Regions from separate parts of the Homo sapiens genome. Here region 2 is linked to region 1. The links are chromatin contacts, found by Hi-C or POLR2A ChIA-PET in ENCODE. All regions are on one chromosome and are shown on one strand. The core of a region is the stretch at or near the end of the contact, and the rest is flanking DNA. Distances in the headings are between cores, read along the strand shown.

Region 1 (6,629 bases), core at 2,154-4,653:
ACCTATCGCTCTGGGACAAATCCATCCCCATTCCTATGTTAGGTCTCTAAGCTCTTATCTTCAATTTATATTAGTTATGAGGAAAAGAGTATGAGAAAGAGCGTTTTTTGTTAAGTTAGAAAGCTTCCTAACTTAACAAAAAGTTTTAACAATAAGTGATTCAAGCCTGATTAAATGTTCAGTTTATGAAAGGAAATGTACGATGTTGAACTCAGTAGCAAAAATTAATAAAGTAAATATTTGCACATCTGACTTCTGCCACTGAAATTATCATACTTGCAATGCTACCTTGCTTGGGATTGTGGAAGTGATAGAGGGTGCCATGTGGATATCTGGAGGAAGGATGTACTGGGCAAAGGCACAAAACAAATACAAAGGCTTCAGGGCAGAAGCTAGTCAGGAGAGTCAGAGAAACCAAAGGGAAGCCAGTGTGGCTTATGCTGGGTAAGGAAGTGGGAGAATTGTATGAAATAAAGCAAGAGATGCACCTTGTAAGCCATTTAAAGTACTTTGCCTTTTTCTGAGTAAAATGGGAGGATATTGGAGGAATTTAAGTTGACAAGTTACTTAATCTCACTTACATTTTAATAGAGTCACCTGCTGTTTAGAGAATACATTGAAAGGGGGCAAGAGAGCAAATAGACTTATTAAAAGGCTATGTTAAGAGTCTGGTTAAGAATGATTGTGGCAATGGACTGTGAAACCTAAGCTGCTGCATAAGGGGGAAAATGAGGGCATCAATGTGGAGGTAGACAATGAAAAATATGATAGAATCAATAGAATGAAGACCTCACTGGGTGAAAGGTCTGGTAGAGTAAGGACGTTAGAGGGAGTGACTGAGAAAAATAGGAACTATAGGTCTGAGGGCAGGAAGCTTAAAATGCACATTATAAAAGACATGCAGTCATTGATGATGACAAGATCTAGATGTCATTTATAATGACAGGAAAAGAGACCTGAGGTACAGTAGAGGGTAAGGTCATTGAGACTGAGAGGCCAAGGTAATAAAAGCTTCATCTACATGCACATCGATATCCCCCTAAATTATGACCACACTGACATTAGAGAATATGCTAGTGAACCAGGAGCTCAATTCTTCCAGAAGTGATGGGGAGGGACTCAGGTCAGTGTAAAAGACTGCAACAAGGAGGGTTACAGTCCTCCCTATTCAACTGTAGAACATGTATTTCTTGAGATATTCTTATTTTATCTCATACAGAATAACTATGAAAAAGTGTCATAATTAGCACAATTTAGGGTCATGGTTACAAGAGCTGACTCCTGGAGCCAGACAGGCTGGGCTCAGATGTCATTTGCTATTTACCAGCTGGGTGACCTAAGGCAAAATGTTTTATCTCATCTGCAAATTAGAGATGATGAAAGGGCCTCCCTCGCAAGGTTGTTGTGAGTCTTATTTGAGATAATATATGTAAAGCACATAGACCAGTGCCTGGCACAGACTAAGTACCATGTAAGTGTTTGCCATTAATAATGTCATATTCTTCACTTGGGTATCACAGGGCATGTCAAGGAAATACTCACCACATGCATTATAAGTTGGTTGGAGAGAAAATTAGTAGAGAGCAATTTGTCAATGCCTTTACAAAGCAATTTTGTCTCTAGGTATTTATCCTTTGGTCACACACCTTTATAAAATGTCATGTATACAAAACTATTACTGTTACATGATTATAATAGTAATAAGTTTGGGGAAATATACATCTGTAGACTGTATTCTTATGCAGCTCTTAAAAAAATGCCAACAACAAATGTACTAGCTTCATGGGACATTCTCCAGGATGTATTATTAGGTGAAAAAAAATCAAGTGCAGGACAATGTATATACTTTTGTGGCATTTGATACATACATATATATTTCTCTAAATGGATGTGTATAAGTGAATGTAGTATTTTTGAAAAGTTACGCGGGAAGTCTCTAGTGGCCTCTCATGAGGAAAGCTGGGTGACTAGGAGACAAGGGTAAGAGAAGCCTTACTTCTAAGTTTATATTTTGTACTGCATATATGTATATATGTTAAAAAAAATAGTGTTTTTTGGTATGTGTGTGTCTGTGTTTTTTTTTTTTTTTTTTGAGACAGAGTCTTGCACTGTCATCCAGGCTAGAGTGCAGTGGCATGATCTCGGCTCATTGAAACCTCCACCTCCTGGATTCAAGCGATTCTCCTGCCTCAACCTCTCAAGTAGCTGGGATTACTGGAGCCTGCCACCACGCCCAGCTAATATTTTGTATTTTTAGTAGAGATATGGTTTCGCCATGTTGGCCAGGCTGGTCTTGAACTCCTGACCTCGTGATTTGCCCGCCTCGGCCTCCCAAAGTGCTGGGATTACAGGCGTGAGCCACTGCGCCCGGCCAAAATAGTGTTTTAAAAATAAGTCTAGATAGTATAACTTTAATTTTATATTAAGAGCAAATTATTTCAGCGAGTATTTCTTGACTCCCTAACTGTATACCAGGTCCATGGTGGGTACTCCCAGAGAGTCCAGGGAAGAAGAACACGAGTCCTTCTCCTTAGGCACCTGCTGGGGAGAGAAGATGCACCCACACGAAAAACTAGAGAATAATACCAGAAGTGTGTCGTTGAACATAGTCAAAGGTTCTAAAGTGGTTAAGAGGCTGGCAACTCTGTTTCTACTTGGCACTTTCAGAATGGAAACTAGATCTGGTTATATATTTAATTTATTGGGGATCTTTCATGAAAAAGATCAGTATCTTAAATATATTTGTTTAATTTAAAACAACAAAACAAAAAATAACTCTCAAAATTATCCTTCGTATTACAGCAGTACAAAAATAATACACCAAACCGTCTTTATTCTAGCTGCTTTCTAGTACCACTGGAACTAAAATACTCTATTTATTTAAACCCAAATTTAGCATGAGGTGACTGGGCAGCTCAGGACACTGCAATAAAATGTAATTGGCATTTTGATCCATGGCTGTTGATGAGAACGTAGGACGTTGGTATTTCCAAAAAATCTAAGTCCATGACACACATGGAAAAAAATACAAGTAAGAAGAAGTAATTGAGATTCTGAAAGGAGACTTCGAGAATTACCTACAAATAGATACTGACCTTTTTTTTTTCCTTATCCTTAATCCCCTTCTAACTGAATATCACTGCGATGTGTTGGAAGAGCAGGCACGGCTTCTGTGCTACAGGCTATAGCTGGTGTGTGAACACAGCACAGTTTCTAATCCTGTACCAAATATAAAATTAACTTAAAAATGACTTTCTGTTTCAGTTTGTTTGCTCATAAGGTACAAGGCACTGATAGATATTTGAGGAAAATGAAAGCAATAGGCTCAAAGTAGTTCAACTGAGAAAAATAACTGCTTTGTAAGACAGGCATTTCTGAGAAACCTCTAACCTCAGCCCTCCAGCCTTAGCCCCACCTTCCCTCTGAAGTCATACATTAAGGGGAATGTGCTGTGTTGAGCAATGCCGCACCACACACGGGCTGCCTACCAGGGGAAGGTTGTTTCCATGCCAGAAGGATTCCAAAGAAATACATTGAGCTTGAGGTTAATTCTGGAGTCAAACTCTTGCCCAGAGAGGGCCCCTGTGGTTTGGAAAGCCCACGAGACCCATCAGAGTAATTTGGCGACTGAGGCTTTGGGTTCACTCTAGGACAGAGGCAAGAACTACTTTGGCTAAACAGTCTTGGGCCAACTAATGCCGTCTTCAAGTCAAAGCCAAAACCTACCTGGTTTCTCAGGAGTCTTTCTGAGAGTTCCCAATAACCCCTGTACTGCCATGAGTGAGGCCGGTAATGTGCTGAGTGTGGAACCCTGAGGCAATGAGAGTGAGATCGGGGAGCAGTTTGAGAGGATATCACACCCCAGTAAGGAAGGTCAGGGCTAGATTTGCCATGTGCCCCAACATTTTCAGGATGGATTTAGCTTTCAGAATACTTATGACAGCATCAGACTTCAGATTACCCCATCCCCACCCCACATCTACATGTGGGTCTGACCTAGCTGATGAGCCTTTTGCCTAAATCTCTCCTTCTCATTCATAATCCCTGTTAAGACCAAAATGATCCCTATCTTAGTTACTTCATAGAGTTTCTGGCAGTACCTTTTTGTTGGGCTGGTTCCAGCTTTATGTATCCTTTATACAGGATAGCTTTGTCCTTTTTTTGCTCTGTTCAGACGTCCTCCAAACGACGGGTGTTTCAACAGTAACCTGGATACATTTTAAATTTAGGAGGCCAAAGTGGGTGGATCACCTGAGGTCAGGAGTTTGAGACCAGCCTGGCCAACATGGTGAAACGCTGTTTCTACTAAAAATACAGAAATTAGACGGGCATGGTGGTGCATGCCTATAATCCCAGCTCCTCAAAAGGCTGAGGCAGGAGAATGGCTTGAACCCGGGAGGCGGAGGTTGCAGTGAGCCAAGATCACGCCACTGCATCCAGCCTGGGCAACAGAGCAAGACTCCATCTCAAAAAAATAAAAAATAAATAAATAAATAAATAAAATTTTTGTGTCAGGCAGAGTTAGTGATTTAGGCAGTGGTTCTGCCTGAGGCTTAATCTGTCCCAACACCTGCTACTCTAAGCTGCTCTCTACTAGATCCATTACCTAACTCAAAGCTTCCAGGGAACCTGATTGCCTGAGAAGCCCTATTTACAATACGTTATTGAAATGTACCTTGACTAAGAGTGCCTGGGGGCTTGGTCCTATATAGGCCTCATATGCACCATGACATCTCAGACACACTGAAATCAGATGACTTCTAAATGAAAAGAAAAAACAGGAATAATGTCATAGGTCCACCTTGACAAATGCTGCTATAAGATAAGCATTCACCTTCTCATTCAATGGGTATAATTCTAAGGGTGACTAAAATTACAAGCACACTTTGGAGTTATTGCAGGTCCATTCCAGACCCCTGCAATAAAACAAATATCACAATAAAGTGAGTCACACCATTTTTTTGGTGTCCCAGTGCATATAAAAGTCGTGTTTAAAATATACTGCAGTCTATTAAGTGTTTAATGGTATTATATCTAAAAAAAATGCGTATCTTAATTAAAAATACTTTATTGCTAAAAAATGCTATCATCTGTACCTTCAGTGAGTGATATTTTTTTTGCTGGTGGAGGGTCTTGCCTCATTGTTGATGGCAGCTGACTTATCAGGGTGATGACTGGTGAAGATTGGGGTGGCTGTAACAATTTCTTTCTTATTTGAAGAGACATAGTCTCTCTCTGTGGCCCAGGCTGGAGTGTAGTGGCATGATTATAGCTCACTGCAGTGTCAAACTCCTGGGCTCAAGGAATCCTCCTGCCTCAGCATCCCAAGTAGCTACAGTACAAACACCACCATGCCTAGCTAATTGTTCTTATTTTTTAATTTTTTTGTAGCACCTGGGTCTCACTATTTTGTCCAGACCAATCTTGAACTCCTGGCCTCAAGTGATCCTCCCCTGCCTTCGCTTCCCAAAGAGCTGGGATTACAGGCATGAGCCAACATGCTCAGCCTCAATTTCTTAAAATAAGGTCACAGTGAAGTTTGCCACATTGATTAACTCTTCCTTTCTTGAACTTTTTCTCTGTAGCATGTGATGCCATTTGATAGTATTTTACCCACAGTAAAATTTCTTTCAGTATTAAAGTCGATCCTTTTAAACCCTCTCACTGCTTTGTCAACTAAGTTTGTGGAATATTCTAAATCCTTTATCGCCATTTCAACAATGCTCACAGCAGCTTCACTAGGAGAAGTTTCCATCACAAGAAACCACTCTCTTTGCTATTTGCTAAGAAGCAACTCCTCATCCATTCAAGTTTTATCAGGAGATCGCAACAATCCAGTCACATTTTTAAGCTCCACTTCTAATTCTAGTTTTCTTGTTATTTCCACCACATCTGCAGTGACTTCCTCTACTAAAGTTTTGAATCCCTCAAAGTCATCCACGAGGGTTGGAATCAGTTTCTTCCAAAATTCTGTTAATGTTGATATTTTGACCTCTTCCCATGAATCACAAATGTCCTTAGTAGCATCTACAATGGTGAATCCTTTCCAGAAGATTTTCAATTAACTTTGCCCAGATCCACAGAGGAATCACTACCTATGGCAGCTATAGCTTTACAAAATGTATTTCTTAAATAATAAGACTTAAAAGTTGAAATGGCTTCTTGATCCATGGGCTATAGAATGGATGTTCTGTTAGCAGGTATAAAAACATTAATGTCCTTGTACATCTCCATTGGAGCTCTTGGGTGACCAGATGCGCTGTCAATGAGCAGTAATATTTTGAAATGATTTTTTTTTTCTCAGCAGTAGCTCTCAACAGTAGGTTTAATATAATCAGTAACCCAAGCTGTAAACAGATGTGCTCTCATCCAAGCTTTGTTGTTCCACTTATAGAGCAAAGACAGAATAAATTTAGCATAATTCTCAAGGGACATAGGGTTTTTGGAAAGGTAAATGAGCATTGGCTTCCACTTGTAAGTCACCAGCTGCATGAGCACCTAAAAAAAAGATTCATCTTGTCCTTTGACGCTTTAAAGCCAAGTGTTGACTTCACCTCTGTAGACATGAAAGTTGGCGGGCGCCTGTAGTCCCAGCTACTCGGGGGGCTGAGACAGGAGAATGGCGTGAA
Region 2 (6,629 bases), core at 2,281-4,780, 3.6 Mb before region 1:
TGATTTACTAATTTTTGCTGAATTGAAGATGGCTTTATAGGATTTTCTCTTTAGTATGTTGTCATGTCTTCTTTATGCCTTAATTTGAAATAGTCTTAAAGCAAAATAAAAAACATTTCAATTTTGAGGGGGTCACATATAGATCAACGATATTTTTTAAATGCTATTTCTTCTTCTTATTTCTTTTCCTTTAGTAGTATTCTATTTTCTAGAAACCAGGTACTTGCTTCAGGCGACTCCTTTTCTTCTCTTAGTTGTAACTTGACATCTGAGAATAAAACTAAGAAAGGATTTTGCAGCCAATGCTGCAAATACAAATTTGTTAATTGTGTATTAACCAAATACAATTGCAAAGGGTTATTAAATACTCATTGTAAAGCTGTATTTTAAATGTCACGAATCCATGTCAGTAGCTGAAGGCATACAGTTTTATGTTAGATTTTAAAGTAAGAAAGATATTGTGTGTTTTTGTGAGCATAGATGTGGTTTGGTCTCTTCTATCCCTTTTGTGTGTGTGTGTGTGTGTGTGAGTGGCCCTGCAATCAGAAATGGTGTGAACGTGAGTATGCTGATGTGTTTGGGAAATGAGGACTACAAATTAATCTGGCCACTTTATAAGATGTTTTATATTAGACTGCAAAATTATTTCAGTTGCAAACATATTTACTGGTCACTCCCACAACCTTTTAATTCCCCTTTTCTTCCTTTTCTCCTAAGATCAGGCAATATGACCTTTTTACTTTTATTTTTCCCTAAACATTAAGATCACTAGGTAGACCGCAAAGAAGGAAGACTGTCCTGAAGCAAGAGAAAGGAAATCCTAATACTCTTATGGGAAATTTTGGAATAGCACGTGGATAAGTACAGGACATTTCTGTGGTGGCCAAACAGATGACACCTGCTTGGCATCACCTAATCTCTGATTGGTAACCCTTAGTTTACAGGTAATGCCTGCAAGTCAAAATATTTGGAATTTGTCTACAAGTACATACCATAGCACAATTTAACAACTGCAGCACAATAAAAGAGATTGTATTTACTTTTAAAAGTCATTGAAATATTTCTTAACATTTCACTTCTGAGTAGTGTCTAATGAAATAGTGATATCTTTGTCAACAAGCTGTGAATTTCCCTATGTCTTCTAGGAAGAATAGGTTCTGTCTGGTTAGTTGGTTTGTTCTTGTTTGAAATATCTTCATTTAGTAGCAGGGACATTGTGATTTAAAACTAATGGAGTTGGGAGGCCCAGGCAGGCGGATCACTTGAGGCCACAAGTTCTAGACCAGCCTGGCCAACATGGTGAAACCCCATCTCTACTAAAAATACAAAAATTAGCTGGGCATGGTGGCATGAGCCTGTAGTCCCAGCTACTCAGGAGGCTGAGGCTGGAGAATGGCTTTAACCCAGGAGGCGGAGGTTGCAGTGAGCGAAGATTGTGCCACTGCACTCCAGTCTGGGTGACAGAGCAAGACTTTGTCTCAAAAAAGAAGAAGAAGAAGAAGAAAAAAACCTAATGGAGGTGTGGGTGGAGGGTAGAAGGGAACTGGCCATGTATTGATAATTTTTGAAATATGTTTCTCTGTATTCTTTATATTTGAAATTCTCCATAAATAAATAAGTAAAAATAATAGAAGTGAAGAGAAACACTTGCTACTTTTTAGTTGAAACTAGAAATGGAAATAGGTAAAGGCACAAGTTCTGCATTCCAGTGTGCCTCCTGTGGTAGCAATAGCAAAGAAACACTGTCGCACAACAGGCTGAGTAGGAGACTGTCACAGCATCCAGTCTGCTTACCTTAGTAAGAAAAACCATACATGAGCCTTAATGTTAGGGCATCAGCAACAATTGTATTCCTCAGACAGTTAATTTAGACAGAGCCCAATTCCTACTACATCTGAAAAATAAGATCAATGTCAATTTTCATGGACTAAAATTTGTTCAAGGTTTAAAAAAAATTACACCAGCAATGCCAGGTTTTTCATATATTTTTCCTAAATGACATTCAGAAATTTTACTCATATCTCTGTGGAAATCACAGTCTGCCAACTCTTTTAAATGCCTATTTTTATTATCCTTTACATAAAACTAAGGAGTTGTCAAATATCTTTCAGAAAAACAAAATGAAAAGAATTTATATGATATATATAACAGTCATGAGGCTAAGACTTTATATAGACATTTAATTATCTAGATCACTTATTTTCCTATCTTTTGTACCATTATGTTTTTCTCTTTTAAATTATTCTTTCCCCAACATGCAACATTTTAGGTTGTTCACAATTCATTGTAATCAATTTGCCATGCCCTTTGATCTTCTCTTTTTCTCTCTTTTCTTAGCCAATTTATGAGACCAGGTTAGCCACATATGTTGAGTGTGTGGCTCTCCAAAATTATATACCACAAATGGCATAAGTTTGAGGAATTCAGATAACTGTGGCAAACTCTAACCTCAGCTGTACCCAACAAAAATGAAAAAGAAAAGGCTTTCCCTTTCTTAAGCCCCTAAAAACATTTTAATAGAAAGCAGAGTTAAAGTCATCCTGCCACTTCTTCTTTTTACCTGTGTGGGCTTTTCAAGACCTAAATTCTCTAGGTCTCATCATCTTTCTCTTTCTTTTTATTTATTTATTTATTTTTTAGAAAAGCTATTTGCCATAGGGAAATCCATTTTTCGGATTGGATATATAATAAATACATGAGAGAATAAGGTATGCCTAAATGGGACAAACCAGAATCCATGTAAATTTTGAACCTCACCTGCAATTTTGAAAGTCCTATTAATTTAAAAAATAGTAAATACCTTAATTTTCATGATAGCTTACTGTAAGGCTCCCTAGAGGCAATGAAAATGGGAATCTCAATAAAACGAATACTACCATACATCCTGGCTTCAGAGATGAAAACAGAGGGAGAGGATTGGCTAGTTATCAACAGAAGGGTAAGGAAAAAAAGCACAGAGAAAGAACAGACAAGGCAACAAAAGTGGCAGAACTGTAAGGGCCAATACGCATCCACTGCTTCAAGTTTTTCAGCCATGTTCCATTCTCCGAGATTTCTGGTAGTGCTTCAAGAATACTGGTCTCCAAACTCTTCCTGAAAAGGGCTAGGAATGCTTCTGCCTGAAGATCTTACCTATTCTTTCTGGGCCCCGTGATCTCCCTACATGATTGATCAACCTACTATTTCAACTCTTTCAAGCCTTTTCACAAATGTCAACTTCAGTGAGGCCTCTATTTAAAAATGAGCACCCTACGAAATCCTTTCCTCATTTCTGATTATCCCCTGTGAATTTACATCTGCCTACTCCGTACCCTCAGTTTATGCCCCTTGAACACTCTTGCCGGGCGCTTCTCCTTTAAATCTTGCCTGGAAGGGGCGGAGCTATGTCCCAGACTCACCGAGAGGAGCGTTCTCTAGGCTCCGCCCACTTACGTCTCAGTGGGCGCCCTAACGAACCCGGGATACGGTCTGTTCCTAGTCCGCTCCGGAAATGCAACTGCGTACGGGCTGGCCGCGTAATCGTGACGACAGCGCGCCAGCGCCGGCTAGCCGGACGCCCTAGGCTTCCGCGAGATCTTCGGTGGGGGTACGGGTGTTTTACGCCAGGACGCTGATGCGTTTGGGTTCTCGTCTGCAGACCCTCTGGACCTGGTCACGATTCCATAATGTACCACAACAGTAGTCAGAAGCGGCACTGGACCTTCTCCAGCGAGGAGCAGCTGGCAAGACTGCGGGCTGACGCCAACCGCAAATTCAGATGCAAAGCCGTGGCCAACGGGAAGGTGAGGTTTTCCCAACGGTTGCCCAGTTGCCCGGTCACTAAATTCTGAGCAGCTGCGGGAGCTCTTCTGGCTCCCAGGACAATCTCGCTCCGTCGTTTCTCTGCCTCTGCGGCGCGGAGTGCGTTTTTCTATCAAAATAAGCGAGCACCTTGCCAGGTTCCGTGGGTACAAAGACGAACAACGCCATCCCCGTCGTCGAATGGCAGACAAGTAACCAGTCTTTGTAACGTAGTGAAGAAGAGAGTAAGTAGTGTGCTAAGGTAGTGCGTGGCAAGAGCCGTTCACTTGTCAAGAGATGATGTTGGGGAAGGTTTTTCCCAGTAGCCAATGCGGAGAAAATGGGAAAGGAAGTTCCAGGCAGTCAGAACCACCGTTCAGAGTGGGAGGGAGGTCAGAAGTTACAGAGATGGTGCGTGGACGTGTTTGTGGTCGTATGTGGCCGAAGTTGAGTACCTGTGCAGGAATGGCTGGGGAGGGTAGGAAGGGAACTTGTAAGTGGAAGTGAGGCGTTTAACATTTCCACTGAAAGGATGAGGAACCTTTGAAATATTTAAAATGGGAAGCTAACCTTATCAGATTTCCGTTCTGGAAACAGCGCTCTAGCAACCTCGTGGTGAATGGGTTGGATGAGGGAGGGAGACCAGAGACCAAGTACAAACCAAGTGACTGAAGATGGTTTGGACTATGGCCCGCTAGCCAAGTTCCTTCTGTTACAGCTCTCGGACTGGTTTAATCTTTCCTGCAAGCTCCACTCCAGCAAGTGTTCAGTGCCTCCAAATTACCGATACTGAGTTACTTTACTTTCTACCTTTAATTCACATCTATTTCATATCACTGATTTTAGCACCTGAATTAGTTTCCTAAGGGCTGCCTTAAAAAAATCACCACAAACTGGGTAGCTTAAAATAACAGAAATTTATTGAAACATTTGCTGTTTTTTTACAACTTGTGACGTAATGACTGACCGAGAAACGGATGTTGGAAGCTTTCCAATCATATTTTAAAAAGTCTGTCTACTTTTTAATTTATAAATAATGATATCACAACTGTGAGCATGTGCACACAGCCTGTCATGATTGTTTATACTTTAATGAAGCAAAGGTCTAGCTGACATTCCGAAAAGTCGTGAAATGATGGTACAGTTTTAGTTTATTAAATATTTTCCTACAGCTATTTTGTGTAATGATTAGCGAATCTATAAAGAAAATGAGGCGTGATATATACCCTTCGTTGGATATATAAACTAAATTTAATCTAGATAGAGAAAAATGTTTTACAATTGTTTAATTCATTGAATTCATTGAACTTGTGTTGTAATTGTTGATCTAAAGGTTCTTCCGAATGATCCAGTCTTTCTTGAGCCTCATGAAGAAATGACACTCTGCAAATACTATGAGAAAAGGTTATTGGAATTCTGTTCGGTGTTTAAGCCAGCAATGCCAAGATCTGTTGTGGTAAGTTACAGTGGTGATGAAATATAATGTCCTTTAGTTGGCTTGTGAAATTTGACCTCTTCTAAATTCCCTGTCCACTCAAGTCTTAAAAATTCACCTTAGTTACAATTAATTAGTTTTTGGCACATTATATATTTTTCAATACAGGCCTTAAATCATGAGTTGCTGTATCATATCTTCAAAAGTATTTCAAGTCTCACTTTGTGGTCAGAAAAAAATTTGAGGTCAGGTAATGTCATAAAGAAAGAAAAAAAATAAATTACTTTCCTCTAAGTTCTCAACTAATGAGCCATAGGACTGGGACTAGAACATAGACTACTGCTTTTCCAACTCTGTGACACCCAATAAATGTTTGAAATAATGCATTCATTCATCATTGGTAATCATATGCCCCAGCTGAAACTGATACCATAAGATTTTTTTAAGCCTTGATTAGTAGAAGCTGGAGTTTTATCTTTGGTGAAAAAGATTGCCTTATTGTTTCAGATGTATGGTTCTGAGGACCTATTTGTTTTTTGCTGGGGTGGGCAACCGTGAGGAGAAACAGGTAGCTGAGATTAAAAAGCAGAAAGATAAAAAAGGTAGAGTGGGAGGGTGTTCAAAATGTTGTTACGTTATTCTCTCACTGGTTTGTTGTGAAGACCAAATATAAAAGTATATCTTAAGTAAAAGTCTGTTAAGTTTTAAAGTTATACAGCGTGACTAGCTTACGACCCAGTAGAGAATAATTTTCTAGGAAATTATCTCCATTTTTATAGTTGAAAAAAAAATTGAAGTATGTTGAAAATATTAAGTCCATAGAATTTACAATTTTTTTTCATCTGAGATGTCAAAGATTCAGAGAGAGTTTTAGGTATACTTGATTAGTTTATATCTTCAGATTTGGCTTGTTCTTACAAAAGAACTGTAAAATGAGGCAGTAAATTTAAGTGATCTTATCAAATGAAGAAAAAATCCTTTAATGAACTTCTTTATGGAATTTATTTTTAAATAACATGTTTATCATTGGTGAATAATTTTTTGTTTTACATAATGACAAAACTAAACTTTTAAAATACTTAAAAGGAAATATTCTTTTTTCTATCATAAAATAGATAAGTGGTTATTTCATTGGTTCCAGCCAAATGATATAATGGTTAAAAGTACAGGCAGGTCTTACTTGAATTCATTCCTGTTCCTTATTAGCTGTGTGACCTAGATAAGTCAGTTAACCTCATTGATACTCAGTTTCCTTCTCTGTAGAGATAGTAATACTTCACCAAGCTGTTGTAAGGATTAAAACATGATGATAGTTTCGTGTTTAGCACAGAGTCTGGCACATGGTATACATTCAATAAATGGTAGTGCTGCTTCTGCCATTCAGTTGGCAGCAGTGATCACAAATCATGGAATG

The links. Hi-C counts contacts between places; a loop is a spot of excess contacts on that map. ChIA-PET counts read pairs that join two places held with the same protein, here RNA polymerase II (POLR2A). Pooled maps may share reads with other maps.
Region 2: a loop to region 1 is called in a map with no recorded cell type, with 12 times the contacts of the local background. The contact joins the promoter of CCNH here to the enhancer-like site in region 1. A Hi-C loop is called at or near these places in 3 of 37 single-sample maps with no recorded cell type and 4 of 50 pooled maps. POLR2A ChIA-PET finds 5 or more read pairs at or near these places in 1 of 52 experiments (GM10248).

What each region holds. Positions count from the first base shown.
Region 1 is chr5:83,841,530-83,848,158 of GRCh38, reverse strand. No RefSeq gene overlaps it. Among named protein-coding and RNA genes, the nearest start is that of HAPLN1, 120 kb to the right of the region's middle. Within about 2 kb of position 3,403, at least 3 of the 41 ENCODE cell types and tissues checked have a DNase peak (open chromatin) inside an H3K27ac peak, as active enhancers do.
Region 2 is chr5:87,409,831-87,416,459 of GRCh38, reverse strand. CCNH (cyclin H) reads left to right here and starts at 3,530. Exons shown (of 9, transcript NM_001239.4): 1 at 3,530-3,782; 2 at 5,114-5,236. The coding sequence starts at 3,666. LOC105379066 (a long non-coding RNA gene) reads right to left here and starts at 3,478. Exons shown (of 3, transcript XR_948543.1): 1 at 3,399-3,478. RefSeq lists enhancers at 3,574-3,743, 3,774-3,903.